Regions from separate parts of the Mus musculus genome. Here region 2 is linked to region 1. The links are chromatin loops, found by intact Hi-C in ENCODE. Cell type or tissue: left cerebral cortex. All regions are shown on one strand. Links, peaks and the distances in the headings refer to the core of each region. The heading gives the core; the rest is flanking DNA. Region 1 overlaps Ecrg4 (ECRG4 augurin precursor). Region 2 overlaps Fhl2 (four and a half LIM domains 2).

Region 1 (2,919 bases), core at 219-2,718:
GAGTGCCTGTCCTGCTCCCTTCTTGCCTGTCCCTGTAGCCCAGACAATGACGTGACCTGAAATAGTCTCATAAGATAGTTAACTTGCTGATTTTGCTCACTGGGGCTTCCTGGCCCATATGAACTGCAAAGCAGCTTTACTCGTGAGTGCACCGATGCAATTTCCCCTAAACATCTGCAAGAACCACCTCTCCTTTATGGTCTTCGTGAGTCCATATACCCACCTTGTTGTTTCAGCCGATTCTGGGCAAAGATGGTAATATTTAGCGAGTTGTTTTGAGGATGCCCAGTTGAAACTGAACAGCAGGGCTGAAGGCATTTCTAGGAAAATAAGATTCTTCGGGAAGCTAGATGCAGCCTTTTGGCTCACAGATTCCCTGGGTCCCTCCTCTCCACCTGGATGGCTAGCATGCAGTGAAGAGTGGGCCCACACATTTGGAATAAAAAGCCCTGTGGCTTGGCTATGGTTTGTGTGCTTCTAGAAGCTAGAAGCTTGGTCCCCAGTATGGCATTGCTGGAGAGCCTTTAAGAAGTGAGGCCCTGGTGCAAAGTAGTTAGGTCATGAAGGCTTTACCTACTGAAAGGACTGATGCTGTGGTGTTTCACAGTGGGTGAGTTCTTGTAAGGACTGGCGGTTGTGAAGGTCAGTGGGTGTGCTGATACACACCCATAATGTCAGCACTAGGAAGTTCAAGGTCTTCCCTGACTGTATACAAGTTTGAGGCCAGGCTAGGCTACATGAGATCCTGTCTCAATAAACAAGCAGATAATAAAAAAAATTATATGAAAAATAAATATTAATATAACAAGTTTAGACTTGCTTCTTGCTTTTTATGTCACAGTTTCTTAACACTTGCTCCTGCTATTATGACACCGTGTACCAAGATGTTCTTACTAGAGCCAGATTGTGACTTCAGACCTCCAGAACCACAAGCTAAACATGAACTCTGATATTTTGACAGAGCGACAGAGAACACACTACTAAGAAGCAAAGTCTACCATCTCAGGCCCTCTCCCTCAGGCCGGTCCTCTGTCCCACACAGCCTGCCCTATAGTGTCCAAGGCTCTCCCTCAGAAAAGTATACTCACAGCCTCATCAAAGCCCATGTAGAGGAACTGCTGGTACCACTGCTGTACCTCAGGCCGCGTACGGTCCCACAGCTGTCGTTTGGCACGCTTCAGGCCACCTAGGAATTCCTTTGCTGTGTTCTCGGCTACAGCTACATTAGTCTTTGACGGGACAGGTCCTGAAAAGGTTCGTTCCAAAAAGACAAAGAATGAATTATTTTTTGAAAACAATATTCTCTTTACTATTGAAAGAAATTTTTCCTTCTATGTTTTACAAGGTTTGTATTTTATGTGTATGGGTGTTTTGTCTACATGTATGTCTGTGCACCATGTACATACAGTACCAACAAAGGCCAGAAGAGGGCATCATCCCCTAACCAGAGTTATACACAATTGGGAAATACCACGTGGATGCTGGGAATAAAATCCTAAACTTAAAAAACAGCAGCCAGTGCTCTTAACTACTACTGAGCATTTCTCTAGCCCCAGGCTATTACTAGAATTTTAATGTGGTTTAACTACGCTGTGTTTTGAATTAACACATAGAAATTGTAAATATGTATGCTATATATACACGCAAGGATCAAAGTGGGTTCATTGGCATTTCCCTCCGTTGAAATGCTTATCACTTCATGTTAGGAAGCTTTAAACTCTTTTCTAGTTGCTCATAAAATGTGCAGTGGGTTGTTCTGAGCTGTAGCCGCCCTGCAGTGATGCAGCACATTGTGTAACGTACTCCCCTGTACCTGCTTGTCATCCAACCTCCCCACCTCACTCCCTCTTCAGGCGCCACTACAAGCTAGGGGGGAGGAGGGTAAATGGTTGATTATCACATCAGAAATGGGGCTCACATTTTCTAATCTCTTCAACAGCTAATTTTATAGAGGGAGATGGAGAGAAGAGAAAGGATGTTCACTAGACAGCACAATGGTTCCATTTGACCTAACTGATAACAGTGACCAACAGCCCACATTTTGACTTCTAGAATATTTTACTTCTATGTCTCCTTGTTGCTATCATATAACTCAGAAACTGCCTTTTCGTTTTTGTTTTTTGTTTTGTTTTGTTTTTCAGTAGAAATTAGTAATAGAAAGGTTTCCCCATGGGAATGCCTTTTCCTAATTGCTGACTGGATAGGCAGAGCTTCAACAGTGCCATTCTATACCCACCCCACCAGGTAGGGTTAGGGCCCTCAGACCCTTTAGATGTGTTTCACCAGTATAAAATAATCAAAATTCAATTAACACTGTTTCTGCATTTACACTGACAGCTTTTGTTGTTGTTGTTTTTTGGTGGGGGAAGGCAAATGTTTACTAGTAATAATACTTACCTAGCAGAATGCCACACCACATACCCACAGAACAAGCCCTCCAGGTCTGCAAGCCTTTCTCATATTCCTAATACAAGCCCTCCATGAACACAGTCATCATTGCTGTTCTGCCGCTTGCAGTTACCAGTGAACACATCCTTACCCGCTTGAGGCAGACCTACCTTCTCGTTTCTGGAGCATCTTCTTGAGTTTGTTTCCACTTATGCCATCTACAGAAACAGAAACAGAAACAGAAAGCAGTTTCAGAGTCCGTAATTCCTGCGATTTTTGCACCTTATGGAATGCAAAAGTCAGAGTTGTAAATAAGAGCTGCTGATCCCTGTCCTGATTTAACAGCTCCGTAGTAAAGTATTTAATGGGTTTGGGGATACTTGCCATACAAGAAAAACAGTGCATGGTATCGAGGGCTAATACTGATAACAGAGACGAATAGATGACAAGGGCATTACTGATTGAGCTTTTCTCACTAAAACAGTGGTTTTAGTCCTAATGTCTTCCTGCTTATCACATGCAGCTTCCAGC
Region 2 (2,919 bases), core at 301-2,800, 600 kb after region 1:
TGTTAATCGATCTCAGATGCAGGGGTGTGACTGGGAGAGGATGTCGCACGCCTTTGATCCCAGCACTTGGTAGGCAGAAGCAGGCAGAGTTTGGTCTACAGAGCAAGTTCCAGGACATCCAAGGCCTGTCTCAACCCCTACCCCTCAAAAGGTGGGGGGTGGGAGAGGAGTGAGGTGTATCATTAAGAGAAGTGGAATTCCTGTTCGGTCAGCCTTTGATATCTCAGGAATTGGGTTCAGCTACCAACACCCACAGGTTCTCAAGCACCCTATGCAGAATGCCTCCTTCTTATATAAAACATTTCCACAAATATTTAAAATAATCTGCAAGTGGTGTATGAACACTGTTATGCTGTGTGGTGTAATGACAGACGTCTGTATACGTTCTCTAGTGGATATAATTATTTTCTTTGGGGACTCTTGATCTGCGGTTGGTTGGCCAAAGATATACAGCAGCTTGTGGCTAGAGAGAACTAGCCAGAAAAGGAATGCCAGCAATTCCCTGGAAATGCGTCTCTTCCCCTGCCTCGCTCGCTTCTCCCAGTACACGTGCTTTCTTGATCTGCTCTGCTTGCTGAATTTACACTCGGTTATTTCAACAACTATGATTTGTGCTCTGGTGTGCCAGGATGGGCCAGGAGTTGCATGTTGCTTAGCTTCACCCTCTGCCTGACCTCATGACGTTATGTCCTAGATAGACAGACATCAAAAAAGGACAGAACCACAACTGGGTTAAGAACTATACGCAATGATACTATGTCTCTTTTTTTACCTGAAGAAGATGAGTCCCCCCCTGTCTCTCTCTGTCTCTCTCTCTCTGTGTCTCTCTGTCTGTCTATGTCTCTCTCTGTTTCTCTGTCTCTCCCTGTCTCTCCTCTCATCTTGACTTTATATAGGACAAAGGAATCTCTTATTTGTAAAAAGTGAGTGATATCGGGGCGTGGTAGTGCATGCCTTTAATCCCAGCACTTGAGAGGCAGAGTTTGAGGCCAGCCTGGTCTACAGAGTGAGTTCCAGGACAGCCAGAACTATACAGAGAAACCCTGTCTCGAAAAACCAAAAAACCAAACCAAAACAAAACAAAACAAAAAAAGTGAGTGATAGACCAGGTATGGCGGGGTACACCTTTAGTCTCAGTATGCCAGACATAGAGGCAGGCAGATCTCTGTGACTTAGAGGCCAGTCAAGTGAGTTAATAAAAGTATAGGGAGGACTGCTGTAGCTCCATGCCCACTGTGTGGGTTTGATTACCATCACTGAAAAAATGCACACAAATACACATATGTAAATATGGGATTTGAGAAGCAAGTCTTATCATACACATGATGTAAAAATGGACGTTAGAACATCTCAGAGAACCTGACCTAGGATTCTGATGCCTAGCAGTTTAGAGGGTGGTATGATTTAGAACACGGTACTAGCACAGGTGGTAGGTTCAGAGCCAGGTAGCTTTCAGTGTGTCATACTCACACATGTACCTACTGCTTGACATGATGGCTTTGTGTAGCTCCCGGATAAGTACACAAAGCCCACAGAGAGTATCCAGCCATGGGCGTGCAAATAGGACCAGGCAGGTTGGAAGCAGCGGTAAGCAGATCACTTAGATGCAGGGGTCCAGCAAGCTGATTGAGGACAGAGGAAAGTGTGAGTAGATGGAGTTTGGGGAAATGTAACTTTGGGCAATATGGGCTCTGAACCACTCATGTGGAGGAGGCTGATGGAGCCTGTGCAGACAGTGGTCCAAGCAAGGTCATCAGGCGCCCTCTAGTGGACAAACTGGGTATAGGCCGTGAACTCAAATAGCTTACAAGGCAATTTGTATGTTAATGCAGTCCTGAACCCCGGAAGTTGGGAAGCTGAGGCAGGAAGACAGTGCATTCCAGGCCAGCCTGGATGGCACAACCAGATTTCTATGCAAGATAACTAAATAGTTTAAAGTGTCAAGACAGCCTCTTTGAAATCCTTTAATCAGAGGGAGGTTTAGAATCAAGGGGAAGCAGACATATTAAGAAACTTTAGAATCACCAGGTGTATCCACTCTGTGGCCCACAGGATTTGTATGTCCCAGGACAGCCATAAATGTCATGTAACATGTTTGTAGATCACAATAACAATTGCTGTATCAGTAGTTTGCATACCTCGGGACCACAGAAATATTAAGTAACTACTAAAGTGTGTATGAGATTTTAAAAACATGAGTTAACCTTGAGATTCTGAGTTGTAAAGTATATGTTGAGAGAATGATCCATGCTTGCGGTTTAGTTGAAATTTCTTAATGTATTAGCTATTTTAGCACTAATAATATTTAATTATCACAATACCTATAATTTTAACTCAGTTTTGGAACTACTTAAGAATTTGAAGTTTGTTAATCAAAGAACTTTTAAGTAAAGCTATCAAATATGTTAAACTTTAAAGAGAAGTCTAGACAAAATTCAGTTCACTCCACTGATAAATGCGAGCAACATAACGCCATTTAAAAGGATTATTTTTCTTTAAGAATCCTATTCGGTCTCAGGTGCGATGGGACACACCTTTAATCTCAGCACTCTATAGCTGGAGACAGAGCAGATCTCTGAGTTCTAGGCCAGCCAGTTACAAGATGGGGGAGGGGCAGTAAGAAAGCTCAATTGATCCCACCACTTCAGTCTTCCAAGTAGTAGGAACTAGAGGTATCACTTATCATCATCACCATCACCATCACCATCACCATCATTTCTTTACATGTAAAAGCTATAGAAGTTAGGGCTGGAAAATGGCTCAGTCAGAAAACGCCCGTTTCTCAGCACCTCACAGGGGTGTGTAAACCGTGAAATCCCCCTGTCAGAACAAATGGGAGGTTAGAAAGGGCTTTAAAGAAGTGCGACTGCAGAGTTCACACTCATCTGACAAAGCGGATGTTGACCGATGCCCCTCCTC

Evidence for each region. Hi-C counts contacts between places; a loop is a spot of excess contacts. Peaks named below come from ENCODE experiments on the same cell type or tissue, not always from the same donor. Only the 100,000 strongest peaks of a DNase experiment are listed, where the experiment ranks them.
Region 2: a loop joins it to region 1, with 3 times the contacts of the local background. A loop is called at or near these places in 19 of 42 quality-filtered maps.

What each region holds. Positions count from the first base shown.
Region 1 is chr1:43,736,887-43,739,805 of GRCm38, reverse strand. It overlaps Ecrg4 (ECRG4 augurin precursor), which reads right to left. Exons shown (of 4, transcript NM_024283.3): 2 at 2,559-2,606; 3 at 1,089-1,246. Among named protein-coding and RNA genes, the nearest start is that of Ecrg4, 7.7 kb to the right of the region's middle. In left cerebral cortex, for the core only: a CTCF peak has its summit at 1,416 (motif pointing right); a DNase peak (open chromatin) is centred at 1,434.
Region 2 is chr1:43,138,645-43,141,563 of GRCm38, reverse strand. All of the region lies in intron 3 of Fhl2 (four and a half LIM domains 2), which reads left to right. Among named protein-coding and RNA genes, the nearest start is that of Fhl2, 24 kb to the left of the region's middle. In left cerebral cortex, for the core only: a CTCF peak has its summit at 1,773 (motif pointing left); DNase peaks (open chromatin) are centred at 471 and 1,762; H3K27ac peaks cover 896 bases.